3 separate regions of the Homo sapiens genome follow, and all the other regions are linked to region 3. A link is a loop called in an ENCODE intact Hi-C map of the cell type or tissue named here. Cell type or tissue: endothelial cell of umbilical vein. All regions are shown on one strand. Links, peaks and the distances in the headings refer to the core of each region. The heading gives the core; the rest is flanking DNA.

Evidence for each region. Peaks named below come from ENCODE experiments on the same cell type or tissue, not always from the same donor. Only the 100,000 strongest peaks of a DNase experiment are listed, where the experiment ranks them.
Region 1: it touches region 3 in a loop (4-fold over the local background); 3 of 110 quality-filtered maps call a loop at or near these places.
Region 2: a loop joins it to region 3, with 6 times the contacts of the local background. A loop is called at or near these places in 2 of 110 quality-filtered maps.

Annotation. Positions count from the first base shown.
Region 1 is chr6:134,513,329-134,521,041 of GRCh38, forward strand. No RefSeq gene overlaps it. Among named protein-coding and RNA genes, the nearest start is that of LINC03002, 23 kb to the right of the region's middle. In endothelial cell of umbilical vein, for the core only: no CTCF peak of the experiment used is centred there; a DNase peak (open chromatin) is centred at 4,173; H3K27ac peaks cover 1,866 bases.
Region 2 is chr6:134,715,720-134,723,432 of GRCh38, forward strand. The region is part of intron 3 of LOC101928277 (a long non-coding RNA gene); the gene reads right to left. Among named protein-coding and RNA genes, the nearest start is that of LINC03002, 180 kb to the left of the region's middle. In endothelial cell of umbilical vein, for the core only: no CTCF peak of the experiment used is centred there; a DNase peak (open chromatin) is centred at 4,732; H3K27ac peaks cover 1,814 bases.
Region 3 is chr6:134,421,187-134,428,899 of GRCh38, forward strand. No RefSeq gene overlaps it. Among named protein-coding and RNA genes, the nearest start is that of LINC01010, 13 kb to the right of the region's middle. In endothelial cell of umbilical vein, for the core only: no CTCF peak of the experiment used is centred there; a DNase peak (open chromatin) is centred at 4,515; H3K27ac peaks cover 2,495 bases.

The DNA of each region.
Region 1 (7,713 bases), core at 3,225-5,724, 92 kb after region 3:
GTGGATATTACAGTGCATGAATCATTGTGGTGCTAATTCCAGATTATAAATTGAGTAATATACTATATGCCGAATGGTTCTATTTAGATTGATTAATATTTTATCCAGAGAAGTCTTTCTACATAGCTGCATTTACAAACAAAGATAAATTAGTCAAAAAGCATAAGAACCAAATTGTCCATGGAGTTTAGTGGAAAATTAGTTAGTATCTTGGCATTAAACAAATAATAAACTTCAGCTCTTTTCACATCCATAATGAAGCTTGGAATAAAAAAATACGATGCTGTCTAAACCTTTATAACCCTTAAAAATTAAAGCTAGATGCAAATTAGAAATAAAGATGGGGGACAGGGGACCCCCACCAAAGAAAAACACAGCACTAGAAGACCAGCTACTTGAGCATTAAGATTACAAAATTGCATTAAATTATTGTTAAACCAAATTATTTCTATTCAAGCAAAATAGTGATCTTCATTAATCATAAAATTTACTGTGCTTTCTCCCTTAATTTTCTGATTTTCCTATTGTTCAGACAATGACTAAAGTTGAAGAAAATGCTAATTCGAATCCAAAATTATGGCCAACTCATTAATAATATTATTTGACAAAATTTGAAGGATGTCAGCTTGTATAACTTCTCAGACATGAAAAGCTTCATTTACTTAAAAAATTGTAATGCTTCTTAATTCATAAGAAAATCAGCTTATAAGAAGGCAGCACCCTGGCCTAGTGGAAAATTAGAAATATCTAGAGAAGAAAGGTGTCTCGTGAGCTTTATAGTCCTGTTTCAGAAATGGAAAAGGAGGTGTAATTCCCTTAACAGATATCAAAACTTACTATAAAGCTACTGCAATCAAAGCAGAATGGTACTGATAGAAAAACAGATAGATCAATGGAAAACAATAGAATCCAGAAGTAGGTCTGACTATATCTGAGAGCAGAAATCATTTGGGAAAAGGTGTATAATATTCATTTTGCATATAATACAAAATACATATAATAATGGGGTTGGATAATTGACTATGTATATGCAAGAAAATAGCCTTCAACTCCCATCTTGTAACATAGCCCAAAATAAATTCCTGAATATTAAGGAGCCAAATATGAAATAAGGAAAACTATAGAATATATTTTTAAAAAATTTAGAAAACATTTTATAGCTGTGGAATGAGAAAAGCTTTCTATAGCAAGATAGGGAGCTTAGTTAGGTAAATAACTGAATACATTTTAAAGAAACTATTCATAGTATAGAGTACTGTGTAGCTTATAAAGGAAATAAAGGCAGAGTCAGTTCAATAAAAATGTATAATTTCTGTGTAGTATAAAGCAGAGAACAAATGAGCTTCTAAGAGAAAATATTTACAACACATATAGGACAATGGCTTAATATTTCTAATACACAAAGAGCTCTTACACATTAATTAGAAAACGACAAACGGGAAGAGGCAATTCGCAGCAGAGGAAATGTAAAGGTGCAATAAACATAAGAAAAGATGTTTGAGAAGACATTTATGGTGTTATTTATAGTAACCCAAAACCTGTGTGTGTGAGTAGGAGTGAGGGGGTGTTAAGAAAAAATATGTTCGCTGGATGCGGTGGATCATGCCTGCAATCCCAGCACTTTGGGAGGCTGAGGCAGGCGGATCACCTGAAGTCAGAAGTTTGAGACCAGCCTGCCAACATGATGAAGCCCCTTCTCTACTAAAAATGCACAGACTAGCCAGGCATGGTGGTGCACGCCTGTGGTCCCAGCTACCTGGGAGGCTGAGGCATGAAAATCACTTGAACCTTGGAGGCAGAACTTTCAGTGAGCTGAGATTGTGCCACTGCATTTGTGTTGTAATATCAAGAATAGAGGATGACAAACAATCTAGGTGACAGAAAGAGACTGTCTCAAAAAAATAAAAATAAAAATAAATAAAACCAGAGAGCTGGACCTCCATTTCCAGGTGGAGGCCAGGGAAGCTGCCACAGAGGAATGGCTGTGGTGAGCCAGGCCATATGGTGAGCCTGGCAGAGATTGCCATGGCCCAAGCATGGCACATAAACCACCAGACCTCACAGCATCTGGCAGCATGGGCCATGACATTTGTGGGGACCAGTGGCCAAGGCCCAGATAGGAGGGAACATGTCTCAATATCACTATGGCTACCAAGGTCTACATGCTTCCCATGCTGAACCCCCAGCCCCCAACACACACCAAATTCTTGGCATTACGTTAACCCCTCTGAAATGAGGTACAGCTACAGGGAAAGGGAGGGTATTCCAAATTAACTAAGATTGAGTCTTCACTTAACTAATGACATGGAGCCTCCAACTAGATATTAATTTGAGTTAAAGAAGAATTAAATTTTATTTTTTCCTTATCAAAGTTTGGACTCATAGCAGTTAAATGCATTTTCATATGTTTATATATGGATGATTGAAAAACATTGTTAACAGTAGTCGCCTAGGAGAAAGAGGCTATACAGTTGGAAGGTGAAAGAGAGACTATTGGTTTTACTTCAGGCACTTTCATAATGTTTAAATAGTTAAATAGATACTAGTTAATTAAGTTAATTGACTGAAGTAGTACAAATTGCAAAGACAAAAAATGCAGGTTCAAAATCATTTTGTAGTACAGGATAAAAGTCAAGGCTCAAAATGCCTATTTTGAGTGAATTATTAGTATCTCCAAACATCAATTTACTAATTTATAATGTGAGAAGACTGGGTTAAGTGATTACATAATCTCTTCTCTCTAAAATTATCATAAGGCAGTGAGTTTTCTGTTCTTGAAAATGTACAGCCAAATACCGTAGAAAAGAGTCATATTTGTGAAAGAACTTGGATAAGTAAAGAGCTTTCTAACAATGTTCTTCTAAAGATAATAACTATGGGAAGAGCAGTGGAAACATAGAATTGTTCCAAGAACAGGGCTTGGTTATCAATCCCAGGTCTGCCAATTATTTTCTGCATGACTTGGAGCAAGACAATTTAAACATTTTGGGTTAGATTACGTCTGTAAAGCAGGAGTTCCCAAACCTGGCATAAGCATCAGTCCAAGATTTTAAAAAATACACATTCCATAAATCCAACAGAAATGTCACCAAAAGACACTACGAGAATGTTCACAGCAGCACTATTTGTAATAACTCAAAACTGTAAAAAACCCGAATGTCCATCAATGAATAAAGAATAGAAAAAAGAAAGAAAGAGTGGGCTCATATGATTGGATACCATACAGTGGGGTTCAGCAAACTTTGTTCTGTAAAGGGCCAGATAGTAAATATTTCTAACTTTGCCAGCCATGTAATCTCTGTGGCAGCTAAACTCTACCACTGTAGTGTGAAAGCAGCTGTAGATAATACTGAGACAAATTAGCCTGGCAGTGTTTCAATAAAACTTTATTTATAAAACCGGAGATTGATCCCTTACTATATAGCAATGAAAACAAACTAGAACTACCTGCAATAACATGGATGAATTTCACAAGCACACTACTGAGTGAGAGAAGCCACGTACAAAAGAATACATGCTGTGTGATTCCATTTATCTAAAATTTCAGAATTGGCAAACGTAAGCTATGATGTTAAAAGTCAAAATAGAGTGGTTATCTTGGTAGAGTGGTGCCTAGTAGGGGGCCCAGAGGGTGTCTTCTGGGCTGGATTGCTTTATTATTTAATGTGAGACTGTGTTCACTTTGTGAAAATTAATCTGTATATTTACAGGGCTTGCACATTTTTTCCTGATGTAAGGTTTACTTCAATGAAAAGGTTACCATAAAGAAATATAAATATTTCAGTGTCTCACTCTGTAGAATCCGAGTTGTTGGCCAGGGGTGTGGCTTGAGGATCTATCCTAAGCCTGCCTTGAAGAAGTAAAGTGAGCTGCCTAAGGTCACGTTATTGGCAGAGCTGAGACAGAGAGCAAGCTCTTACAGTGTTGGGCATGGAGTGAGTCAGCCCTGCATTGAGAGAGGACGCAGCATCTGCCCTTGAGAACGGACTGGGAAATGGCTAAAAGAAGTCAAGGTCACATTCCGGACTCCTACCTACAATCATATTTGCACTGTCACCTGGATATGCTCACTGACTTCTGCCACCTGGGCAGCACCCAGTTCAGAACTTTGCAGATTGCTGGAATTGCTGGGGAGCTGCCAGAGGGCTTTCAGAACTCAGCATGAGTGCAGTGAGTGCGGCAGCCAGCTCCCAAAGGGGATGGCCTCAGCATAGTTTCCAGCTCTCGGCTCTCTTAACAGGAAGGCGTTGCGGTGTCGCAGACACAATCTGAAGTGGGGGTTCAAACAGACACAACTTCACATACTGGTTTTGCAACTTGCTGGCAAATGAGTGAATTTTACTCAATCCCAATTTTTCTCATCTGTAAAACAGCCATAAAATCGACCCCCACTGCCTCTTCCTCACCCCTCCCACAGACAAAGGATTTTTTTTCTCTTTTTTTCTATTCAGTCTTCACTGAACTAACATTTGCACGCCAAGCACCATTAAGTATTTTGCAAAGATTGTCTCATCTAATTCTTGTCAGTAAAGAAGTTTCATTTATGATCCTCATTTTATAGTGAAGAAACTAGGAATCAGTTGACTTAAAAATGACCTGCCTAAAGTCACACAGGTAAGAGGTGGAACCAATTTCCCACTGAAGAAGTGTGCCTGGGAGCCTGAGCTCGTAACCACCGCTTGTGACGATGACAATGCCTGGCAGTCGTCATCCTGTCTGGCCCATGGATGAAATTTAATAGAAGTTAATTCTGCATTTCCTCTTTTCTTAAAGAGCTATGAATTGGAGCTGAGGCCTGGCAGTCAGAAAACCAGGATTCTAGTGGGCTGGTAAATCACTTCTATTTCCTTGCAGCATAATGAAAGCATGGGATCAGATCACTCTCCTTAAGCGTTTCTTCTGGGCTGAATGAATTTGTACTCTCTACAGGTCTGAATGCTTGCTCTAAACAGAAAATAAGTTAGTTGTTCCCTAAAATTTTATGAAAAATTTATATTCGTTTCCATCATCTGAGTTTGTTTTGATATTTAAAACATAGATATTATGTCCTACCTAAACCTCTCTCCATGCACTCACTCACACTCACCTCATCCCATCTCGCAGTCTTGTGTGTTCCTTTACTCCAGGCACACCTAATTCATGGCTGCACATTCCCAAGGGCACCCTAGAAGGGGCACTCTCTTGGTTTGAAAAGCAGAGGTGTCAGTAGGTTTCATCAGGTCTCTGTACCTACACAATTCTATTACTCTGTTAACCTATGTGATGTGGAGGTTTATGACATAGAAGTTCTCCCCAGACTCGACCATGAACTTCCCAAACTCATCCAGAACTGAACCACCTTAAAACACGCTCTTTTGATATCTTGCCAACTTGGCAGATAAGACCGGATTTTCTACAAATTAAAAAGTGGTGATGGTGATGTGTTTGTTGGTGATGATGCTGATAAAATATGACCACTTCTTTATACGAGATGATTTCTTATAAAGGCAAATGAAAATTTTGTATCACAGTTGGAAACCACTGGACCATCAAGTACACTTGAAGGGCAAGAAAGATAAATTTACAGACAAAACTAAGGATTGTTTTTATATTATGTATTTCTCTGTCATCTGCCCACACCTGAAACCCAATTAACATTCAAGGGAGAATGAGTTTTGTTCAAGCCATTTAGAAGAGTAAAAGGAAAAGTAAATTTTAATAAGCCAGTATTTTTCTCTTGACACAAAGATTAGCAGAATTTGGGAATAATGTTTAAAATAAGTGTTATAGGCTGGGTGCGGTGGCTCATGCCTGTAATCCCAGCACTTTGGGAGGTCAAGGTGGGCGGATCACCTCAGGTCAGGAGTTCGAGACAAGCCTGGCCAACATGGTGAAACCCTGTCTCTAATAAAAACATAGAAAATTAGCCGGGCATTGTGGTGGGCACCTGTGATCTCAGTTACTCAGGAGGCTGAGGCAGGAGAATTACTTGAACCTGGGAGGTGGAGGTTGCAGTGAGCCAAGATCACGCCATTGCACTCCAACCTGGGCAACAAGAGTGAAACTCCATCTCAAAATAATAATAATAAGAAGTTGTTATAATATATGGAATGTATATTGCAGCATTATATTTTAAAAACAAACCATTACAAAAACACTGTTAATTTTGGAAGGCACATTAGCCAGTAGGGTTGAAAGATTTAATGTTCCAGTAATAGGAGTTTGGAATTCCAAAACACAGAGAAATTGTCACTTTTATTGTTTTGCTTAGTCTGGTTTTATTTCAGGAAGTTAGGAGACACTGGGCCCGACAGCGCAGATGACAAGCCGTGATGCAAATGCTTCCTATCTATGAGACAGGAAATGCTCTCAGACCCTGCACGTAACTCCCTGCAAAGTTTGCTCTTTGTTTTTGGTACATCCATTTGCTTCTTTGTGCTTAATTCTATGTATTGTGTACAGATGAGACAAAGAGAAAGCTGCAGTTATAGGACAGTATATGCCTTCTAAAGAAATTGCTCTTACATTATCAAGGAACAAATGAAGAGGTTTACTGATTTATGAGGAGACATTTGGTATAAACTGAAGGACTTGCTACAGTAGCCATATAAAGGACCTCATAATGAAATTTTTCAGGTCACACACACACATACGCACGCATGTACGTATATGCACATATACAATTGTTTTTCAAGTGGTTTCAGATTTTTCAAATGCAGTCACTAAAGATCAATTCTAGCAATGAATACATTTTGAATTTGTACCCTCTGAGCTCTTACCATTTTGGTCATGCAGACCTTGAGAATTAAGAACCCAGAATATTTTTCTTCATAATTTTGACACTGATTCATCCTATTTTTTTTTTTTTTTTCAGGGAGGAAGGGGGTCACAGGGTCTCGCTCTGTCACCCAGGCTAGTGTGCAGTGATGTGCGATCATAGCTTGCTGTAACCTCAAACTCCTGGGCTCAAGTGACCCTCCCGCCTCAGCCTCTTGAGTAGCTGGGACCACAGGAACGGGCCACCACACCTGGCTAATTTTTTAAAATTTTTTGTAGAGACGGGGTCTCACTATGTTCCCCAGATTTGTCTTGAATTCCTGGTCTTAAGCAGTCCCCCTGCCTCGGCCTCCCAAAGTGCTAGGATTACAGCCAGGAACCACTGCACTGAACCATGATTCATCCTGTCTTTGAATCTGCCCACCTGGAAGTGTTGTGTAAATTTTTCCGTAAAGACTGGACTTGGCTTCATTCAGTTCGACTATCAGATTCTTCACAGTGCCTCAGAGGTATGCTCTTACTGCTGCAAAAAAAAGCTGGGGGAGGAAAGTATTTTAAAATTATTGAATGATCCTTGCTTAAACTTGCAAATTTACAGTGGCCAGGAGCCACTGTACCACAAAATCATGGTAAAAAATTTTCCTCCTACTAGTACTTTTAATGAATTTATTACAATATTATTTCAAGCCCAACTAGAGAACTGGAATAGAATGATACATTTCATCCTGTTTGCTATACAGCCGGTTTTTATTACAAAAATCTTGTTTTTACTTTAGTTTCATTTTTAAGGCAAATATTTGGCCCCTGGTTGAGGGAGTAGCGTGTCAGCCCTCAGCATTTGAAAAGGGAATTGCATGTTGGTGGGGCCGTGCTCCCTCCCAAGCCTGTGGGAGAGGAGCCTTGCTTGTCTCATCCACTTCTAGTAGCCCTGGGCATTCCTTGATTTCCAGCACAAAA
Region 2 (7,713 bases), core at 3,225-5,724, 290 kb after region 3:
TGGGAGTTTCTAGGAGTACATGATCAAATCTGGTTGGAAAATTGGTAAGTTACTGAATTGGGATGTACTTCTTTCTTCTATTCCTAATCAGAGCCCTGTCATCTGTGTACCGCAGGGTAACATTACCACCCTTACTGGGTACTTTATATTGTCAGGCCCTGCTGCTTTTTCTCCTGCATTCTGTCTGATTCAACACACACTGCTCTCACTTCCACTGGATCTTGAAGGACGAGTGTTAAACTTGGTTTGCATTAAAGTGAAAGAAAACATTTCTCTCTCTCTCTCTCAATGTCAAAAATCAATGTTTAGAACTCTTAGGAGGAACTATCAGTCAATGATTTTTAGACTTTGGAGCAGGAAATAACATATGAAACACACAACATGTTAACTTTTAAAAGCAAAAAAACAAGCTGCACAAATTCGACCTCATTAAAATTAAGGCGTTACAATTAAGAAATTTGTCAACAGACACCTTAAATAGAATGGACAAATTATAAACTGAAAGAAGCCATTTGAAAGATACACAACCAACTAGGATTTGTTCAAAAAAAAAATATATATATATATAAAAGTTCAATAAGTCAATAAAGAAACCAATAGAAAAATAGACAAAAAACATGAACAATCATTTCACAGAAGAAGAATCATATATGGGCAATAAACACATGAATTCACGTTCAATCTCAGTGATCAGGAATTATAAATTAATGCAACAATGAAGTACTATTGTGTACCCATTTGGTTGGCAACAATTGAAGAGTCTGATAATATCTCATGTTGGAAAAGATGTATATCCACAAGGCATTTCACAAAGTTGCTGGTAGGAGTAAAAATTGGTAAAACTATTTAGACTATTTTAGCATTAGCTCCTGAAGTTGAACACTCACATAACCCTTTGATCCAGCAATTTCATTGAGCATAAGCATATACTCAATTTCTCTTTAGTATAAGCATATACTCAAGAGAAAGTCTGCATGTGTTCACCAGGAGATATATATATATGAGTGTTCATGGTTCACAATCATGGAAACCTGTGTATTAGTCTGTTTTCATGCTGCTATAAAGAACTGCCCAAGACTGGGTAATTTCTAAATGAAAGAGGCTTAATTGACTCACAGTTCATCATGGCTCACGCCTGTAATCCCAGCACTTTGGGAGGCTGAGGCGGGTGGATCACCTGAGGTCAGGAGTTTGAGACCAGCCTGGCCAACATGGTGAAACCCCGTCTCTACTGAAAAATACAAAAATTAGCCTGGCGTGGTGGCATGCGCCTATAGTCCCAGCTACTCGGGAGGCTGAGGCATGAGAATCACTTGAACCCAGGAGGCAGAGGTTGCAGTGAGCCGAGATCACATCATTGCACTCCAGCCTGGGTGACAGAGCAAGACTATGTCTCAAAAAAAAAAAAAAAAAAAATCACATATTTTTCTTTTGTTTTTTTTTTTTTTTTGAGACAGAGTTTTACTTTTGTCACCCAGGCTGGAGTGCAGTGGCACGATCTCAGCTCACTGCAAGTTCCACTTTCCGGGTTCAAGCGATTCTCCTGCCTCAGCCTTTCAAGTAGCTGGGATTACAGGAGCCTGCCACCACACCCGGCTAATTTTTTGTATGTTTAGTAGAGACCGGGTTTCACCATGTTGAGCAGGCTGGTCTCGAACTCCTGAGCTCAGGTGATCCGCCCGACTCGGCCTCCCAAAGTGCTGAGATTACAGGCGTGAGCCACTGCGCGGGGCCCAATTCATATTTTTTAATAAACATATAAAGTTTCTAAAGTTTCTGAATTTTCTTAAATTTACATTGTCAAATGTAACAACCTTCCCTTTGGGGTTTCTTTTCTTACAAATCTTATTTCATAACAAGATCAAATAAATAAGAACCTATCTTTTCTGTCAGTTGCTTCATGATTTCTTTTTAGTGTATAACTATTTTACCCATCTTGATTTATTTTGGTATATGGTATTAAATGGAAATCTAGTGAGGTTTTTATTCAAATAAATAACCAATTTTTCTGACATCATTTACTGGATATTCTCTTTCCAATGTGATTTGTGGTATCACCTTGATATATACTATATAATCTTTTATACTATGATCTATTTCTGGGACATCTTGATTCACTGAGCAGTCTATACTCCTGTCAGCACCACACTGATTTAGGTGACTCACATTTGTAATCCCAGCACTTTGGGAGGCTGAGGAGAGTGGATCACCTGGGGTCAGGAGTTACCAGCCTGGCCAACATGGTGAAACCCTGTCTCTACTAAAAAAAATACAAAACTTAGCTGGGCGTGGTGGTGGGTGCCTGTAATCCCAGCTACTAGGGAGGCTGAGGCAGGAGAATTGATTGAACCTGGGAGGTGGAGGTTGCAGTGAGCTGAGATTGTGCTACTGCACTCCAGCCTGGGCGACAGAGCGAGACTCTGTCTCAAAATAATAATAAATAAATAAATAAATAAATAAATAAATAAAATAGCTTTAAAATACAATTTCATATGTAGAAAGTTCTTCCTCTCCTCCTACATTACTTTCTTTTTTCAGAAGGTGCTTTTCCATTTATTCTTCCAGATGAGACCTGTTCTTCAGTTTAAATTAGTCCTCTGGAGAATATCAGATACAAATAAGAAAGAAATTCAAAATACAGGTTAAGATACCATAAAATTTATATCCATGTCATATTTGCAAGCCGAACTATCCATTTTATTTAGAAATGTTTCCTCCTTTATTTGGATATACAATGGAATTAATTATTCATTATTGATTTATACTAAAATGGATTATCTCTTAACTATGTTAACAAAGTAGCACAGCATGCCTGGATAAAAATATTACCAGAACTTTATTTTAGTTAGTATCTATGGCTTCTTCCCTCTTAAACTTTTCACCAGAGCTATCAGGAAAAAAGCCAAAGAGAAAGTTTCAATTTTTTTCTCTTTTTTTTTTTAACCTTCTTTTGCAGAGTTGACAACAAATCCCCAAATCAGTTGATGATACAGCCAGTGGCCTGTCAGTCCTGTATAATCCTCCTACTGAAAAATATCCCCTAAAAAAGTCCACAGCAGAAACTTTATTTAATTAATTAATTTATTTATTTGTTTGTTTCTTTTTTGAGACAGAATCTCGCTCTGTCACCCAGGCTGGAGTGCAGTGGCGCAATCTCTGCTCTCTGCAACTTCCTCCTCCTGGATTCAAGCAATTCTCCTGCCTCAGCCTCCCGAGTAGCTGGGATTACAGGCGCCTATCAGCACGCCCAGCTAATTTTTGTATTTTTAGTAGAGACAGGGTTTCGCCATGTTGGCCGGGTTGGTCTCGAACTCCTGACCTCAGGTGATCCGCCCATCTCAGCCTCCCAAAGTGCTGAGATTACAGGCGTGAGCCACTGCGCCCGGGCAGAGCAGAAACTTTAAAGCCACCTATGAAGTATTTATTTATATTCTTTTCTTTGGAATTAAAGAAATCCCAAATATAAGAATAGGTTTTAGAGCTTCCATTGCAAATTCATTGCCAAGGGTAAAATATGATGGAGTAGTTTAAAAGGAACATCTAGTCAACTAGCCATTCTCTCCTCCAGGGAAGGAATTTCTTCTACAACACCTCGTGGCCAATAGACGTTTTTCTTCTACACAAACACTTTTAGTAACATGTGACTTTCTAGCCAACACCCAGCTGTTGGAGTGAAAAATCTAAAAATAGAAATTATTCAACAAAATCACTCCAAATTTGCTTAAATGCAAATAACCTGAGATGCTCTGTAATCCAAAACAACAGCTCCGGAAATAATTGCTGATACGTTTATTGATGCTGCAATATTGGGAGTTCCAAGGTAGAACCCTGTGGAAGAGAAGAAACTCAACCATCACCAGTCAATACTAGCAAACATATAAGCGGCACAGGCTACAAGTAAAGCTCTGAACAAGACACGAACTTGAAAGAAGCCAATGCCAGAAGCCTTGCTCTTGAGATGCTTACAGCCTGAGTGGTCAGGGCACACACACACTAACCCAAGGTCACACAACATTGATGCTAAACAAGTACCAGAAGAAATAAATCTTCACTCCATGTTTTGTGAACCCATTCATTTGTGGTTCCATTTTGCCTCCTACTCTTGTTTCCTTTTGCCTGGATGTTCTGAGCTTTTTATTTGTTTAGCCTTGCTGGATTATATGCATCTTATTCAGCAATTTAGAGATAAGGTGGAGGCACTACTCCGCAGTACAGCAAAGTAGTTAGGAGCTGAGATACAGCTTATCCACCAGTTTCTATAAAATGCCCATTCTGGCTCAGGGTCAACTGAGTTGGCCCTAGCCAACTGCTATGCCTTCTGAAAGTCACCACTCACTGACATCAGACTGCTTAGCTGCATCATATTCGCCTGGCAAATACTAATCTCATCACTCAAAATTCAGTTCCAAAAAACTGCACTGGGACTGAAGCAGGACTCTTTGTGCAAAAATAAACCAGGCATTTCAAAACATTTGAAATCAAATAGATGAAAATGTTGCAATATTACTTTTCAGACATTTGCTTTGTCTAATTTGCTTTTCATTCACTAGTTTACATTTTCTAAAAGGACTTGTATTTTTATGATGTGCATGACTTCCACACTGCCCACAATCAATGTCAAATGAAAGACCTAACTTGTTACCTAGTCCTCTGCCTACTAAAACAGTGCTGTCTAATCAGGCATCTCTCTGCGGAAACAGGCCTTCCTACAGCAGGAAGCAGAGGAAAGAGGACTGGAGACAGCAATCCCAGCGGCTTTTTTGCCAGAAAGGACAAAATGGCTCTTCTGGCAACTCCTGACTCAGGAAATCGCTGAATTAAGTAGTCAATCTGCAGAGTAATTTAGCATGTCATCTGCTTCCTGGCAACAGATATTTGGAAGCATTTTTATTTTAATTCATCTCTGTCATCATCAGGGTTATAGCTGCTTCTCTCTGAGGACCTCAAGGTCAGAGATGTGGGACCTCAAGGTCAGAGATTTTTCTGTAGTTCTTATAGAGCCAGTTCTTTGAGCTTCTTCCTGCCCTGTCTAGGCCCCAGTAGGCTCACTTCTCCTTTGATTTTGGTCAGGTCAAGCAAACCCCTGTCATCAGAGCTAAATATAAGTTGTATGTAAGTGGGTGGAGGCCCTTGCAGTGGGTTCCCTGGAAAATACACTTGTAAGTGTACAAAAGAATGAAGGTGCAATTGCCTGCCCAGGAGTTGCAGAAGCATCATTGTCTGTGGGAGACAGGAAAGGAATTAAGAGGTCAGCAACTCAGGCTCTCATTCCTGCTTCATCACGGACTTTCTGTGTAATGTTGCACAAATAATTTTCCTTCCCACTCCTCCACTTCTCTATTTTAGGCGTGAACAAACATCAGTCATCTTCCTCACTTGCAGACATTAAAGAGAGTTAATATGAGCATGTTACAAACAAATAGCCCTAACTTCACACATTGAGGAGACCAGTAAACACATGCTGTGGGTGATCCTTCTTTATGTGGATAGAGCAATTTCTTAAAGCTGGTGAACATATGTGTCCACAAAATCCCTAAAAGGAATGTGTGTAAAATAGATGTACCAGGACCATGCAATTCTTATTGTACAAATGCATTTGCAGATTGTTACTATTTGGGAATAACGATGGCCTAATCCAGGTGAGGGTAATAATACATCAGGAAGGTAATAATTTTTATCTGGGGCAGAGGTCACTTTGCTCCTGTCTTAACAGGGGCTCTCTATGGCTTCGGCAAGAGGGCCCAAAAATGCATGTCCTGACATTGCAAATGGCAAAACAGAGATCTCAACCAAATATTCATGAAGCACTGTGTTTGGAGTCTCCCAGCATCGAGCCCCATATCTTCAAGAAAAATCTAAACTAAGCTTTTTACATACCTTTATTGCCTTTGACCCTCACAGCAACTCTGTTAAGTCAACAGAATTATCCCAATTTCACAGATAATGAAAATGAAGCTTAAGAAGGCCAAATAATATTTCCATAGATCATATAGGCATTGAGGGGTGGGACTGGGATTTTTAATCTGTCTGATCCCAAAGTCCGTCCTCTCACCCGGTTTCCATTAGATGATGCTATCTTCCATGCACTGTATCTTTTATGCTCTATATGCCTAAGTTTTCTAATCTATAAAATGGGAATAATAATACCTAACTAATGAAAATCAAGAGATTACCTATATGAGGGCATTTTACAGAAATGTAAATTGTTATTCTAATAGTAATTCCACGTTCATCTCTTCCACTGTCAGCCTCATTATTATAAACACATGTGAAAAGTTTATACTAGGCCAGTTATATGGACCTTGCTTGGCACATAACTGAAATGTAACTTTACATTTCATTGACTTTAAGGAATTTACATATTTTAACCCAGTTCAACTATATTTTGAGGTGCTGCATCTCAGGAGTTCTTGTAGATATCTAATTCCACATTAATCATTGATCTACCTTTATATTATTGCTTCAAAAGTCTTATTTAAAAATTCACATATTTTTAAGCACTGTCATATTCTTTACGAAAAACCTTGCATGGAAATCAGATGGTAGCTAAGTAAATGTGACTTCAAATTCATGGATAAATATCAAAACAGGAGACTAATGGAATACATAGAGAGATCTGTTCATGCCCTGACTTTCTTCTAATTGTCTGTAATCCTGACCTTCCCAGTAGACAGAGAGGAATAATATACTCAGAACTTGCCCTGCCCTTCAGGAAACATGGGTAAAACCTAAATAAAGATTGTTTGTGTATGATTATAAACAATTTGCTATTCAAATTCAATAATGGCACTCGGTAGGCAAACTATCCTAAAAACTTTCCTATTAACAACTAAATTCCAAAGTTTAGCATTGCAAAACCACATAATTTGAATACATTTTTGAACCATCTGATGGAAAATTATATTGATTCCACATGTGTAGAGCTTGTAAGTAGCTCAGTAATTCCTTCACTCTTTTCAGACACAAAGTAACGGCCTCTTTAACGGCCTCTTTTTCTTTCCCTCATAGAAAAGTAGGCTATTTTTCCAGGGTCGGGAGAATGTGGAGGAGGGAGGGCTATAATGAAAGTATGTAATTCACTCAGGACTTGTGGGGCAGTATTAGAGATTATGGAAAGATTTGCTTCACAGAATACAGTTCCTGTGGAGAAAAAAGAGTCCCACTACATCAGGAATTAGCACACAGCCATACAACAAGCTGAACTTTTTGTTATTTTAAAAAATCTTCGAGTTATACTGTATGCTTTTCTAATACTGATAGAAAACAGTTTCAGCAAAGTGCACTAAATAAATAGAACAGTGCCTTACCTTTAAAAAAAAAATCTATATTCAGGAGCTATTCTCCTTCACATTTTGAAATTCTTTAGCTGGAGAAATGCTGGGTCATGAGACACAGGGTCATAGCATCTGGGTTTGATCCAGACTTTGTGATCTCTAAATCATCTTATGCCTTTGAATACATTCCAGCACCACTGACTCTACCATGTATTTTCTAACGTATGGGTTCCCGCCACCCATGCTCTGGGACTGAGTTAATAATGGTACTTACAGGGTTGTTGGGAGGATGAATCCAGTATGCCTAATATGTAAAGCACAGAACCTTGCCAGAATGTAATAAATGTCAGGTAAACATTCACTTTTAGTTTTGCTGTTATTATTGCTTAGATAGTGGTTGCTAAATAATGGAACCTTCCATTTCAATGTCAGTGCCATA
Region 3 (7,713 bases), core at 2,997-5,496:
TTTTTAGATGGATGGACCTGGGTGCAAATCCTGCCCAGCCATGGTTTATGCATAATACTTGGTCATTTTACTTAATCCTTCTGGTCTTTTACTCAAAGGGCATCATAGCACGTTTCTTCCAGGATTGTTATGATGTTTGAATGAGAAGATATATGTAAATATGCTTAACATGGAGCCTATTACAATAGGGGTTCAATACATTATAGCTGCTGTTATTAGTATGGATGTTATTTGTCTTGCAATGCAACCAAATTGGGCTTCAGGCCCCTTGTTTTGGCTGTTATATTTAGCAGGAAAAATTCACAGAAGTGTTAAGAGGGAAGAATAATTCAGTTCTCAAGAAGAGAAAGCTGTTTTTTTCCTTCTCCTTGAATCAGAAAATCTGTTCTTCATGGTGATAGTTGTGTGAATATCACAATAATATCTGAGTTTATCTTTCCTAGAGTTGGCAAATAAATTGGACCCGAGAATGATGTGTGGAATTCAGCCTTCACATTGTTTATGCTGTTTCTCATTTGAAAACAGATGTGTCATGGGGATTCATAGCATCTGCTCTTTCTTCTGTGTTTATTTTCTCATACATCTCTTCTGTCTCTGACACTAAAATGTAAAGTCCCAGAAGGCAAGGATCTTTGTATCTTCAGTATACCTAATATGACACTTGGCCAATGAGGGTAAGGGGAGGCATTCAGTAGATATATGTTTTTGATGACAGTACTTTACATGTTTTCAAGTTACCTTGTCCTAATTAAATAGAAGGGCCCAGGGGAAAAGAAGATAATAGTATAATGCATATATTTGTTCTATCTAATAACAGTTTAACAGAGATCCAATAACTCAATCTAGAAAAAATCAAAGCAGATTTGCCAGACTTATATGATAATGTGGTTTTGTTCTTTATTAAAAAATAAATTTTTATGATAATGTTTGTCCAATATCACAGTGATTTATTTTATTTATTTATTTATGTATTTATTTATTTATTTATTTATTTATTTTTGAGACAGAGTCTTGCTCAGTCCCCCAGGCTGGAGTACAGTGGTGCGATCTCGGCTCACTGCAAACTCCGCCTCCCAGGTTCAAGAGATTCTTCCGCCTCGGCCTCCCAACTAGCTGGGATTACAGGCACCTGCCACCATACTTGGCTAATTTTTGTATTTTTAGTAGAGATGGGGTTTCACCACGTTGGCCAGGCTGGTATCGAACTCCTGACCTCAGGTGATCCGCCTGCCTTGGCCTCCCAAAGTGCTGGGATTACAGGCATGAGCCACTGTGCTCAGCCTCAATATCATAGTAATTTAAAAAATTTAAGGCTACTTTTAACACAGAATAGCTAGTAATTTTTTTTTAACTTTAACAGAACCAGAAGGTTACTCTGCACCAGGGAAAATGCATTTCCTCTCTCTCTTTCTACCTGTACCTCCCACTTCTGCATTCCACTGCATTATTGGTCAAAGAAAAGCCAAATCTTTATATGGAATTTTTAACTCATTTCCCAGTTATGCTTAGAATTCAAGATAGATAAACCTAGAGGCAATACAATTCCCAAGTACGGTAAAAATAAAACAGAAGTACAGACAGCTATTAGTAAACACGTCTTCATCATGAGCTCAATTTCTTACCAAATGAAAATTTCCTCAATCACAGTGGTGAAAGTACTCAGCAATGGAGGCCTCACATTCCACACCAAAATGAAAGAGACGGAATGCTTGTTTTTGTGGCGAAAAAAATCCCAACACTATTAGTCACTTTTCTAACCAGATGGATAGAATGTTCCATGGTCTATAGATAATGATGACGACCATGAGTTGGTGAGTGACCTGTGAGATGAGTCAACTGGCGAAGCAGTTGTTTTGACTACACCAAACCTAGGGAACTCAGATGGAAGTGGGTTTGGTATTTTTCTGTCAGAGCTGCCACTTTTGGTGTTGGGAGGGTTCAGGAAGAGGAAACTGAGAATAAGTGATTAGATAGATTTGTGGCCATGTCTGGGGAAGACAGGGCAAGGCTGATGCTGTTGGGTGGGAGGTGAGGAAGGACTGGGGCTGGCTTGCACACTCTTGTGTCTGCGTTAACCGTTGCTCTTCTTTTCTGACTGTAAAACACAAGTGAAAGTGTAGGGAAAATGTGTAAGTAAAAGCTATGAAAGATGGCTACTTATGGTTTATGATCCCCAAAAGGAAAGGGAGAAGAGATACAGGAACTTTGCAGGAGAGAATATGACTGTTTTTATTAAACTGCAAAGGAGAATTTAGAAACAAGAAGAATTTGGCAATTGTCGTAGGTATCAGTTATTATTTGTTTAAAGAATTGCCAAAAGAATGTTTAGAAGACATAGTTTCATACAAGAAGGAATTCCTAAGAAGCAGACGTTTTAAATACTGATGAGTTTAAGAAAAGTTGGTCTGTGATGAAAGGCCTATAAGATATTGTTTACTACGTATAAATACTAGCCAGGAGCGGTGGCTCACGCCTGTAATCCCAGCACTTTGGGAGGCCGAGGCGGGTGGATCACTTGAGGTTAGGAGTTCAAGAACATTCTAGCCAACATGGTGAAATTCTGTCTCTACTAAAAATACAAAAATTAGCCAGGCGTGGTGGCACACACCTGTAACCCCAGCTACTTGGGAGGCTGAGGCAGAAGGATCACTTGAACCCAGGGGTTGGATGTTGCAGTGAGCCAAGATGACTCTATTGCACGCCGGCCTGGATGACAGAGCAAGACTCTGTCTCAAAAAAAATAAAATAAAATAAAATAAAATAAAATAAAATAAAATAAAAAATACAGACAGTTCCCAACTTACAAAATGGTGATGCTTTAAAACACTCTTTGTAAGTAGACTGTTTAAAACTTGGAGTCTACTTCTTTATTCATTCATGTTTATCTTTTTATTCAAAAAGGTTATTTATATAAGAAAGGCACAAGATCAGCTTTTCAGTTTCCAATGTATAAAAATAATTCTACTATTTGGTAAAAATGACATAAGTATTTAAAAAAACTACAGTAAGATAAAAGATGAGAATTTCAGAGAGTGAGTGCTCATTGTCCATTAAAAAAAAAATGGTCTTATTTCCAGTTTGACTTACTGGCTCCTAAATTTTGGGCCAAAGCACTATTCTTACACAACTTGAGAATTTGCTGAGTAATTTATTTAACACTGCCCTAACAGGAAAATACAGCGTGGCTTTTATAAGTTTCCTTTTTAGTGCCTTATAATGAAGTAATCTTTGTAACTTTTTTCCCCCTGAGATTACTTGCATATCTTTCAGGGATTTTTGAGACTTCCTTTTATATTTTTAGGAAATATCAGTTGTATCAGTTGTAGGAAAAGAAATTACCCTGTAAGTATTGGTTATATACAACCTTTCATAACCAATGTTGATAAGTAAAACAAGTTCAGCTAGTTTTTTTGTTTATACCATGTTGCTTAAAAGTCATTTTCCTCTGGCTGCTTTTTGATGACATTCATTCATTCAACAAATATTTATTGAGTAATTACTATGCACCAATGTTTTTCTAGGCTCTGGGGATGCAGCATTGAACAAAACACCATGATCCTTGCCCAAAGGAATTGAAAATTCGAATGCAGGAGCTAAATAATTATTAGTAAATATTAATAAACACAGGATAATTAGGATAATCTCAGAGGATGCTATAAAACAGTATAAATGCTATGAAGAAAAGAGAATGGGGGAGGTGATATGACAAGAGAGATCAAGCAGGTGCATTCACCTATAGTGTTGTGTAACTGTGATTCTCTATGACTTTTTCATGACCATGTTAATGTCATCACACTCGGGTTTTCCCTGCCTCTGTAGTCATTTAATGAATATTATAACTCTTCTACTCTTGTGATTCTCTCCCCTCTTACTCATATTATTTACAGTTTATATTCTTTTTCAGCCATCTCCACCATAAAAATGATGGGCAAAGGAAGAAAGCTTAGGAATATTGAGGTGAAGATCATCTGTATGTTCAATTTTTCTTTGGTTAGTCCCTTGAGGCAAGTGTTATTTGATAGAAAGAGTGTAGAACATGACAGCAGAAAAAAGGGCTTTGAATCTTTTCTTTTCTACTTATTATCTCTTTTTATTCTTTGTTTATTCTTTTTTTTAGAGCCAAGGCCTCACTCTATCACCTAGGCTGGAGTGCAGTGGAGTGAGCATAGCTCACTATAGGCTGAAATTCCTAAACTCAAGCGATCCTCTTGCCTCAGCCTCCCCAGTAGCTGGGTCTACAGGCATGTGACACCACACCTGGCTAATTTTAAAAAAATTTTTCTTATAGAGATGAGGATTTCACTATGTTGCCCAGGTTACTCTCAAACTCTAAGCTTCAGGCGATCCTCCTGCCTCGGTCTCCCAAAGTACTTGGATTACAGGCATGAGCCACCGCACTCTGCTATTAACTTTTACTTAACCTGAGTCATTGTTTTCTTGTCTCCAAATATGGAAAAAACAATCTCAGTGACAGGATGTTGTTGTGAGATGTTAACTGAGAAGCAGAGGGCACCCACTGGGCATTCACCCTACATCAAGAGGATGAGGGCTGCGATTGCCCTTCCAATAACTCTGCCAAAAAAGCAAGAACCAGCCTGTTTTCTAAAAGACCACGGCCACATTGCCATTAATAGAAACATTCAACTTCTAGAGACAACACAAAGACCACGTTTGGATGACATAATAGCTCAGAAATAAAAAGTAATCATGTAGATGTGTGGAGTTTGTTCACGCTTCATTGGTGAGAAAGCACACAAACAAAACAATCTATACATAGAGAAGAAACACAAAACATTGACTCACTGGAATCTGGGAGGCATCCTTGACCTGCCTTCCTACCTTAGCTCCCACATTCTATGGACTGTCAAATCCCATTGATTCTGCTTCTTTCAGGTCTCCTTTCCTTCCTTCCTTCCTTCCTTCCTTCCTTCCTTCCTTCCTTCCTTCCTCCCTCTCCCTCTTTCTTTCTTTCTTTCTTTCTCTCTTTCTTTCTTTCTCTCTCTCTTTCTTTCTTTCTTTCTTTCCTTCTTTCTTTCTTCTTTTTGAAGTTCTTACTCTGTTGCTCAAGCTCTAGAGTGCAGTGGTGCAATCAGAGCTCACTGCAGCCTCAACCTCCTGGGCTTAGCTGATCCTCCCACCTCAGTCTCCTGAGTAGATGGGATTACAGGTGTGTGCCACTGCACCCAGCCAGGCGTTTTATTTATTTATTTTTTTTTTTTGGTATATACATATATATATATTAGAGACAGGGTCTCACCATGTTACCCAAGCTGGTCTCAAACTCCTGAGTTCAAGCCATCCACCCAAAGTACTGAGATTACAGGCATGAGCCACCACACCCAGCCTAGGTCTCTCTTCTGTCCCACAACACATTCTCAGCTCATGCTGGCTTCACCTCATCTAGTCTACTCAGTAGCCTCTTCCCTGGTAATCCTGCTTCAGCTCTTTAATCTGTACACCTCTTTTCCCTTACCAACACCACCAAAATATTCTAACCCTCTCCCTAGAGTAAGTTTTCTAAAATGCAAATCTAAACATACGACTCTTCCACCTGAATCCACACAAAGCTTCTTCATGGTCTTCAGTGTAAAGTCCACTCTGGAGCAGCGCATTCACTCTACTGCTGCTCCTTCCGGTCTGCTGTCCTGCAGCCTGGGTGTGCTGCCAGCCATGTACTCTTGAACTTCTGAGCCTTTGTGCAGACAGTTCCTTTTGCTTTGATGGGTTTCCCCATCCCGTTTCCCAGCCCAGCTTCATTTAGTTCTTTCAGACACTCTTCCTCAACTTTCCAACCCCATCCTAGTCCCACATGGGTTAGTGCAGGATCAGCTACAGAATTTGAAAGGCCTGGAGCAAAATGAAAATGTGCAACTGCGTGTTGAAAAATTATTAAGAATATCAAGATAGTGACCACAGAGTATTAAACTAAGCACTAGGCTCTTGTAAGTGCAGGGTCTGTGCCACAGCATGGGTCGTATGCCCACAGAGCCAGCCCTGTTAGATTCTCTGCTCAGAGTTTTCATACAACTCAAAATAACACCATTTTTTAACACTATTTAAAGCAACACATTTTAACTATCTATTTACATATCTGCCTCCTCTTCTAGCTTTGCTCTTTTAAGGTGGGAACCGTGTCTACTTCATTCTTAAATCATTTACTAAATATGTATTGAGGGCCTAATACACCAGGCACTGTGATTAGTGCTAGAGATATAAAAATAAGTAAGAACTTGTGTGGGCAGTGGTTCACGCCCGTAATCCCTGCACTTTGGGAGGCCAAGGCAGGTGGATGACTTGAGGCCAGGAGTTCGAGACCAGCCTGGCCAACATGGTGAAACCCCATTTCTACTGAAAATACAAAAATTAGTTGGGCATGGTGGTGCACGCCTGTAATCCCAGCTACTTGGGAGGTTGAGGCCCAAGAATTACTTGAACCTGGGAAGTGGAGGTTGCAGTGAGCTGGAATCGCACCACTGCACTCCAGCCTGAGCGACAGAGCAAGACTCTGTTGAAGAAAAAAAAAGGTAAGACCTATCTCTGCCCTCAAGATGCTCACAATGTATTAGAAGAGAGATACATAAGCAGATGCTTATAAAACCATATAGTGAGTTTAGGATAGAGGTGTACACAGGAAATGATAGATGCATGGAGAAAGGCCACCTAATCAGGCCAGGGGATAGGTGTGCCTGGATTTCCAGATAGGCTTCCTGTGTGGGTGATTGTTGCTTAATACCTGAAGGCTGAATAAGTGTTGGCCAGATGTCATCCCATAAGTTGAAATGAGCAAGAGATAGAGATGTCAGGCTGTCTGCTGTGGTGGTTGTTGGCAGGGACAGGGAGGGGTTTCTTTAAGCGATCTGGAGAGATGGGAACCCAAAGCAAGACAGTATTTAGACAGAGAGCTGGAGAGATAGCCAGACTCTAAATCCTGAAGGTCTTACATACATGCTGTCCTCTAGCTCATTATCATCCTAGAAAAATAATGCAAACCACAGACAGAATTTTATATTATCTAGTAACCTCATTGCACAAGTAAAACAAAACAAGTAAAATTCATTTTAGCAATACAATTTATTTCACTCAATATATCAAAAATAACATCATTTCAACACGTATTCAATACAAAAATTATTATTGAGACAGCTTACATTCTTTTTTATTTTTGTACTGCCTTTGAAATACAGTGTGCTTTATTCTTAGAATGTGTCTTAATTCAGACTAGGCAAATTTCAGGTGCTCAATAGCCACCCAGGACTAGTGGCTACCATATTGAGTGGTTAGGTGAAATTTTTCAAGGATACCAATTCTAAGAACTGTTCAGTGAAAATGGCTGGGAGATCTGCCTATTATATAATCCTCCAGGAGATTCATATGAGGGATTCATATATTAAAGTCTTTGAAAAGTCTGCCAGAAATACAATGATTGTACCTTCTGCTTTTCAAACTTGTGTAGCCACAGGACCTTTTGTTCCTCCAGTGTAATCAATCCCACGCAGTCAGTGCTCCTTTGGACCTGCCTCGGGCATCGCTGCTTCTCTTGTCGGCAAGTTGCCGAAGGATCCTTCCCTAGGCGGAGATCAGTTAGACCACTTGCATCGCATAGGCCAGGTTGTGGAGAAGGAGACTGGAAACAGAGGTCTGGGAGGATCCAAGCATCAGGAAGAACCACAGAGGTTCTCATTGTTCCCACCGGTAATTAACTCTTCATTTATA